Linked DNA regions of Homo sapiens: all the other regions are linked to region 1. Evidence: read pairs that join two places in POLR2A ChIA-PET (ENCODE). Cell type or tissue: Panc1. All regions are shown on one strand. Region 1 has its middle 2.0 kb from the start of OR10P1. Region 2 overlaps ITGA7 (integrin subunit alpha 7). Region 3 overlaps ITGA7 (integrin subunit alpha 7).

Region 1 (2,500 bases):
TTCACTCAAGTTTCGCTATCTCGGTGGCAGCTTTCTGTGATCCTCAGGCTCAGAAATAATTATCCATGGCATTTCAAGATTAAAAGTGACATTTAGGAACATATATTTCCATATGACAGTACTTGGATCTTATCTTCAACATTTTAGAAGGGTGCTGTGCAGAGTCTGTTTGAACATCTGCAGTGATGGGGAACTCACCACCTATTGAGGTAGCCCTTTCTAGCTATGGCCTCTTCTGCCTGTAGGAAAAGACTTTACTGTATTGGTCTTGGCTAAATGCTTAGTATTTCATACAATATTTAACTCCTCTTGCACCAGAGAGCCCTTGAGTATTTGAGGAAGGCACTTTTATCTCTGCTTTCATGAGATGTTGCTTGTCCTTTTGTCCTAGCACTTATTACTCCACTGTGAGATCCTGCAGGACGTGGTGGGGAGGTGGGGAGGCAGTTACCTATTTTAGCAGCTGCTAATGTTTCCCAAGTGCTTGGTTCCTGCCAGGCACCATGCTAAGGGCTAAACATTCATTAAATCATTGGATCTTCCTAATTACACTACGACATAGAAACCTTCATTTTCTCCATTTTACAGATAAGGAGAGGGAAGCCCAGACAGTGTTAAGTAACTTTCTCAATGTCACACATTTTGTAAGTGACAGAGTTTGGGTTCAAATCCAGGTCTGCCTAACCCCAGAGCCTGTGATCTTAACCACCAAGTTATCAACTGCCTTGGAGGTTAATCACCAGTCAAAAAAAAAAAAAAAAAAAAAAAAAGAAAAAAAAAAAAACCAAGGCCAGGCGCAGTGGCTCACGCCTGTAATCCCAGCACTTTGGGAGGCTGAGGTGGGTGGATCACGAGGTCAGGAGATCGAGACCATCTTGGCTAACGCGGTGAAACCCCGTCTCTACTAAAAATACAAAAAATAAGCTGGGCGTGGTGGTGGGCGCCTGTAGTCCCAGCTACTCAGGAGGCTGAGGCAGTAGAATGACGTGAACTCAGAAGGTGGAGCTTGCAGTGAGCCGAGATCGTGCCACTGCACTCCAGCCTGGGCGACAGAGTGAGACTCTGCCTCAAAAAAAAAAAAAAAAAAAAAAAAGAGGTTAATCACCAGAAAAACAAGCTCAGTACTTGGACCATGTCGAGTGTTCGCTAAACATTTATTAGATGAGTGAACGAATCTCAGTTATAAAGACAGAGGAACTGATAAATAGAACAATTAAGTGATTTGCCTAAATTTAGGCAGCTAGTTTGACAAAGACAGGAAACTGGACTGGACTTTCAGAAGTCCTGGTCCCAAGATTCACGGAGCTTTGATCACCCATATTGACCCACGCCATGAGGTTAGTCTGGCCATCTTCATATTTAGGAAACAGAGCCTCAAAGTTCTATCCATTGCACTTAACTTTCATCCCACCCTCACTCTGCTCTCTCAACATATTTTTTTTTTTGTGGCCTTAAACCATTTATTCTAGCTTATGTTTGGAGAGTGCTGTGTGCTGGGGATTATACAGTATATCAGTTGACCTTTATAACAACATTAGTGACAATTGTTATTTTGTCATTGCAGATAAAGAACCAGAGCTCTGAGGGTTTAAACGACCTATGCAAGATCACAAAGTCAGTGAACAGCAGAACCAGAATTGTAATTTTGAGCCTGAGGTATCAACCACATACTTACTATATGTCTTGTGAGGCCAATAGCCTCACTCTACACTTTTGGGAGATGAACTTGCATGTAGTCAGTTTGGACAGAAGGAGTATCTGAGTTCATTAGTCCTCTCTACTTTCGTCCATAAATCTTCATGACATTTTGGGCTGGCTGATTAAAAAGGAAAAAAAAACTTTTCAGATGTCCACACCACCAAGAAAACACGAAATAGATCCTGATGTTTTCAAATTTTTAAAATGTTGTTTTTTTCAATTAAAAATATTTAGGAAACATTTGGAATAAATCCACCATTATTCCATCACCTTAAATTCTTTTTTTCTCATATATCACTCTCAAGTCTTTGTCCCACTGCAAACCCATATTCTATGCTTGTAGTCATAGTGTATATACCTTATGTCTTCTTTTCCTTTTTTAATGTTTGCTGTAAGCATTTTGCCATGAGACCGCATGGTATTCTGAACAATCTTTCAAAAAAAATTCTTGTAGTAGTCCATTGAATTTCTCCACTAACATTTAACAAACGCTTCTCATCCTTGTGCACTTTACGCTGTCCCATCTTTTTTTTGCTATGGTAGACAATGATGAAAACAATATTTTCATGTGTGTCTCAGTTTGCTCTGTTAGCTTATTCCCTTAGGGTAAATTAAGAGTAATATTATTGGCTAAGCATGTGGACATTTTTATGGGTCTCGCTGTGTTATAATTGTTTTGGATTCCTGTAGCTGGACACATGAGTGGCAATACCAACCTTTCATCTCTTAGTAAAACAGGTCCCTTAAAAAAAATTCAATAGCTTTAGGGGTACTAGTGGTTTTTGGTTACATGGATGAATTG
Region 2 (2,500 bases), 52 kb before region 1:
GTTGGGCACCATTACATTTATAATTTCAGGAGGTAAGGGGAAGGGAGGGAGACATGGGGCATTTAGGAGAAGGGTCTCCTTCCCTGTTCCCTTAGGAGTACTCAGCTGTGAAGTCCCTGGAAGTGATTGTCCGGGCCAACATCACAGTGAAGTCCTCCATAAAGAACTTGATGCTCCGAGATGCCTCCACAGTGGTGAGCTGCAGGGTTGGGGGATAGGTGGGGAGGACTCTCTTCTTTCCTGCTCCCTCCAGTTCTTGTTCCATTGACCTCTTGCTCCATTGACCCCTTGCTCCCCAGATCCCAGTGATGGTATACTTGGACCCCATGGCTGTGGTGGCAGAAGGAGTGCCCTGGTGGGTCATCCTCCTGGCTGTACTGGCTGGGCTGCTGGTGCTAGCACTGCTGGTGCTGCTCCTGTGGAAGGTGAGGCTTGGAGGTGGGGCTGATGGGGGTGGACTTCCTGGTTGGGTGAGCAGCATTTTGTATTGTGGTTCTGTCACCCACCCACACACTCATGTATTCAGCAAATCTGCACTGAACACTTGCCCTGCATGTCTCAGGAACTCTATTAGTCCCTGGATGTTTCAAAGATAAATCAGATGCAGGCTGGGTGCAGTGGCTCATGCCTGGAATCTCAGCACTTTGGGAGGCCTAGGCAGGTGGATCACTTGAGGTCAGGAGTTCGAGACCAGCCTGGACAACATGGTGAAACCCCATCTCTACTTAAAATACAAAATTAGCTGGGCGTGGTGGCACGCACCTGTAGATCCAGCTACTTGGGAGGCTGAGGCAGGAGAATCGATTGAACTCGAAAGGTGGGGTTGCAGTGAGCCGAGATGGCGCCATTGCACTCCAGCCTGGGTGACAGAGCGAGACTCCATCTCAAAAAAAAAAAAAAAAAAAAAAGCCGGGCATGGTGGCTCATGCCTGTAATCCCAGCACTTTGGGAGGCTGAGGTGAGTGGATCACCTGAGGTCAGGAGTTCAAGACCAAGCTGGCCAACATGGTGAAATCCTGTCTCTGTTAAAAATACAAACAAATAAAAAAAATTAGCTGGGCATGGTGGGGGGTGCCTGTAATCCCAGCTACTTGGGAGGCTGAGACAGGAGAATCGCTTGAACCCGGGAGGTGGAGGTTGCAGTGAGCCAAGATTGCGCCACTGCACTGCAACCTGGGGGACTGAGCAGGACTCTGTCTCAAAAAAAAAAAAAAAAAAAAAAAAAAGAAATCAGATGCAGATCTCGTTCTCAGGGATTTTATAGTCCAGTGGGATGGGAGTGGTGAGCCTGTAGTCAAGGACAAGGCAGGAAGTGTTGAGTTGAGAAAATGGAGTGGGAGTTTAGAGGGAAAAAAGCTTGAGAGGAGGTAGCACTGGAACCAGTCCTCAGAGGAAGGTGGGGTAGTAGGGTGAGGATGTAAGGGGATGAGGTAGGTGGGGTCCAGCAGGACCATGGTAGGCAAAGTCGTGGAGGCAGAGAAGTGTGATCTGACTTAACTAGAATGTGGCAGTGAAAACTGGAAAGGTAAATGTGGCCAAGAAGGCCAACAAGCACGGAGAACGGCCTCCAGGGGACTGCCCTCATGGCGGAACTCAGAGCTTCCACATACCAGGCTCTGCATGGAAGCATTCTTGTACACCCAGAGCTGTATACCGAATCATACTGGTATCCAGGGCTCAATGTAAAAGTATGCACATGCACACGTCAGTACACGGAATCACATACATCACCGGGGTCATATGCTGAGCCATCTGCCACATCGGGGGCTATGTTCAGAACCACACATGTCCTTGGGGCTCTGGAGAACTGCCCCTGCCTGTGCCTGCTCTTTGGGACCAATCAGAGACTGAGCCACCCTTTGGCAAGTGTGAATCATCAGTAGACCAGGCTCTGGAGTGGCATCCAAGCTGTTGGGAACCTTCCCAGTCTTAGGGGAGATTGATGCCTCTGTGAAACTGGTCCCAGGATGCTTGCTCCCTGCTCCCATGGAAGGAAGACAGAGCAGAGATAGGGGATCCTGTCCTTCCTCAATCTTTCCATCCTCTGCTTCCTCTGCCCTGCTTCTCCCTCGACATCCTAGTGTGGCTTCTTCCATCGGAGCAGCCAGAGCTCATCTTTTCCCACCAACTATCACCGGGCCTGTCTGGCTGTGCAGCCTTCAGCCATGGAAGTTGGGGGTCCAGGGACTGTGGGGTAACTGTTGTGTGTGTGCATGTGTCTAGTGTGTGTGGGTATGTATGTGTGTGAATATAAGGAGAATTCCCAGCATTCAGGGGATCAGGAATGTTCAGGGTGAAAAATGAGATTGCATGAGAGTGATGTGAGGTGAGAGGTAATTAGAAGGGTGCAGATATAAGGGTAAGTCTACACAGCCTGAGGCGTGCACAAAGGGTTGGTGGGCTCATGGGGTGTGAGCATGTGGGAGTGTGGGGAGGTCGCATGCATGCTTTTTTCTATGGGCATGAGTGTGCAAGGAGATGAATGTGTAAGGAGATGCCA
Region 3 (2,500 bases), 64 kb before region 1:
CCTGGGTTGGGGACAGGGTGGGGAGAGGGCTAGAAAGAAGAGGCAGGGCTTCCCCGTGTGCCTGTCTAACTCAGTGTCCGGCCTGAGGGGTGTTCCTTGCGCCCTGCCCTGGGCACTAACAGGTCTGTCCTTGCAGGCACGGCCAGGGTGGAGCTCTGTGCACAGGGCTCAGCGGACCTGGCACACCTGGACGACGGTCCCTACGAGGCGGGGGGAGAGAAGGAGCAGGACCCCCGCCTCATCCCGGTCCCTGCCAACAGCTACTTTGGTAGGGACCTCTCCCCGGCCCAGAACTGCTCTAACCCTCTGCTCCTCTCTCTTGTCCTCTCTCTCCATGCTCCCATCCTTCTGTCTCTGTTTCTGTCTCTCACCTTGTCTCTCTCTGTCTTTCTGTCTCTGGCTGTGATCTCTCTGGTCTCTTTTTCTCTCTCCACCTCTTCTTCTTCCACCATTTTCTGGCCTTTCTGTGGCTCTGTCTCCCTACTCTGTGGCCCCTACTCTGGATGTCCCCTCCCTGGTGTCTCACCCCACCCCCCACAGGGTTGCTTTTTGTGACCAACATTGATAGCTCAGACCCCGACCAGCTGGTGTATAAAACTTTGGACCCTGCTGACCGGCTCCCAGGACCAGCCGGAGACTTGGCCCTCAATAGCTACTTAGGTTTGTAAGCTCCCACCTCCTGGACTCTAGGGGCATGGCCCAGCCTCCCCTCCTTCCCCAGGGAACTCGACCTTTGGTGCCTTATAATCTCCTCCTCCCCCAACACACACCCAGGGAGACATACATTGGGCCCAAATTGCAGAGAAGAGCTGGGTCCAATGATCAGGCCTAAGAGGAGGAGGCCCCCAGGGTGGTGGCCTCTGGGGCTGTGAGCCAGGGGTCTCCATGGAGGAAGATTCAGGTGGAATGAGAGGGCCAGGGCTGAGGATATTTTGGGAAGGACAGTCCTGTCTTCTAGGGGGACTTTCCCTGAGGGGATGGATGGTGGGCACATATTGAAGAAAGGGCTAATGTTGTTGGTAAGTCCCTCTCGTTGTCTCATCTGCATTCCTCTGCAGAGGAGGAGGAAACCAGGCCTGGGAGATGTTTGGGTGAAGCAGGCGCTCTCTCACTCCCCCTTGTCTCCCCCTCATCCATGTGAAGACTTCCCCTCCCTGCCAGGATGAGGGAGTTGGGGGAAAGAGGTGCACTGGGTGGGATTCGGGCCTGAGAGGGACCTCTAGCTCTTCTAGCTCCCTGGGTGTGGGCAGGGTGAGGCCACTGTGCTCAGCCTCCTACCTGGGCTCCTGGCCTTCTCAGCCATCACCTTTCTCTCTCTTGCCCAGTCCCTGAGGCTGACCTCACTGCACTTTTTGTGCCAAGCTTGTCTCTGGGCCTGGTGGGTGTGGGAGGCTGCCAGGCCCTGTGGGGAGGAAGAGCTATCCAGCTGTGGTGCTGATGACTTGGGGGGACCTATCTTTTGGCTCTTAACCTAGGGGAGGGGGCAGGGTGCAGGGGAGCTGTGACTTGGCTCTTAACCTGTAGGGAGGGGGCAGGGGCTGGGGGAGCTGTGACACACCCCAGCTTCTGAGTCTTGGGGTGAAGACTTAGGGGTAAGTCACCCTTCCCCCAGGCTTCTCTATTGACTCGGGGAAAGGTCTGGTGCGTGCAGAAGAGCTGAGCTTTGTGGCTGGAGCCCCCCGCGCCAACCACAAGGGTGCTGTGGTCATCCTGCGCAAGGACAGCGCCAGTCGCCTGGTGCCCGAGGTTATGCTGTCTGGGGAGCGCCTGACCTCCGGCTTTGGCTACTCACTGGCTGTGGCTGACCTCAACAGTGATGGGTGAGTGGGTAGAGGGCCGTGCCACCTGAGGGAGGCTGGGTCTAGTAGCCCCAGTCTGGCTGAGGCCACTTAGCCTCCTGCTGGCTCCTCTGGCCAGGGAGGACCCACACTGAATGTTTCCCTCTCTCCATAGCTGGCCAGACCTGATAGTGGGTGCCCCCTACTTCTTTGAGCGCCAAGAAGAGCTGGGGGGTGCTGTGTATGTGTACTTGAACCAGGGGGGTCACTGGGCTGGGATCTCCCCTCTCCGGCTCTGCGGCTCCCCTGACTCCATGTTCGGGATCAGCCTGGCTGTCCTGGGGGACCTCAACCAAGATGGCTTTCCAGGTGTGACGGGGAACTGGAAAGGCTCAGGGAGGGAGGGGCCACAGGAGGGATGGGGAAGCCCCTCAGAGGTCAGGGTGTGGTCTTCTGAGGACTCAGGGAGAGAGGGTCCCTGAGCTTATGTCTGAGCTGTACCATTTACCAGCTTTCTGACCTTGGCAAGTTCCTAACCTTTTTGCGTTAGTAATATCTGCAGGGAGTGGCCAAGAGGATTAAAGATGATGTATGTAGAGTGCCTGGGATTTTGTAGCCTCTCAATAAAATAGAAAACATACCTGAGTGACTGGGGGGAGTTGAGGCCTGGATCTTGTCTGCAAGGCCCCCAGCCAGCGTGACTGCCTTTTCCCTGTGCCCTG

What was found. ChIA-PET counts read pairs that join two places held together with the same protein. Peaks named below come from ENCODE experiments on the same cell type or tissue, not always from the same donor. Only the 100,000 strongest peaks of a DNase experiment are listed, where the experiment ranks them.
Region 2: POLR2A ChIA-PET joins it to region 1 with 14 read pairs; 5 of 35 experiments call an interaction of 5 or more read pairs at or near these places.
Region 3: POLR2A ChIA-PET joins it to region 1 with 16 read pairs; 3 of 35 experiments call an interaction of 5 or more read pairs at or near these places.

What each region holds. Positions count from the first base shown.
Region 1 is chr12:55,633,684-55,636,183 of GRCh38, reverse strand. No RefSeq gene overlaps it. Among named protein-coding and RNA genes, the nearest start is that of OR10P1, 2.0 kb to the left of the region's middle. In Panc1, no CTCF peak of the experiment used is centred here; no DNase peak of the experiment used is centred here.
Region 2 is chr12:55,685,896-55,688,395 of GRCh38, reverse strand. ITGA7 (integrin subunit alpha 7) reads left to right here. Exons shown (of 25, transcript NM_002206.3): 23 at 96-194; 24 at 300-425. Among named protein-coding and RNA genes, the nearest start is that of TMT1B, 5.4 kb to the right of the region's middle. In Panc1, no CTCF peak of the experiment used is centred here; no DNase peak of the experiment used is centred here.
Region 3 is chr12:55,698,030-55,700,529 of GRCh38, reverse strand. It overlaps ITGA7 (integrin subunit alpha 7), which reads left to right. Exons shown (of 25, transcript NM_002206.3): 5 at 541-660; 6 at 1,613-1,820; 7 at 1,954-2,147. Among named protein-coding and RNA genes, the nearest start is that of ITGA7, 8.6 kb to the left of the region's middle. In Panc1, no CTCF peak of the experiment used is centred here; no DNase peak of the experiment used is centred here.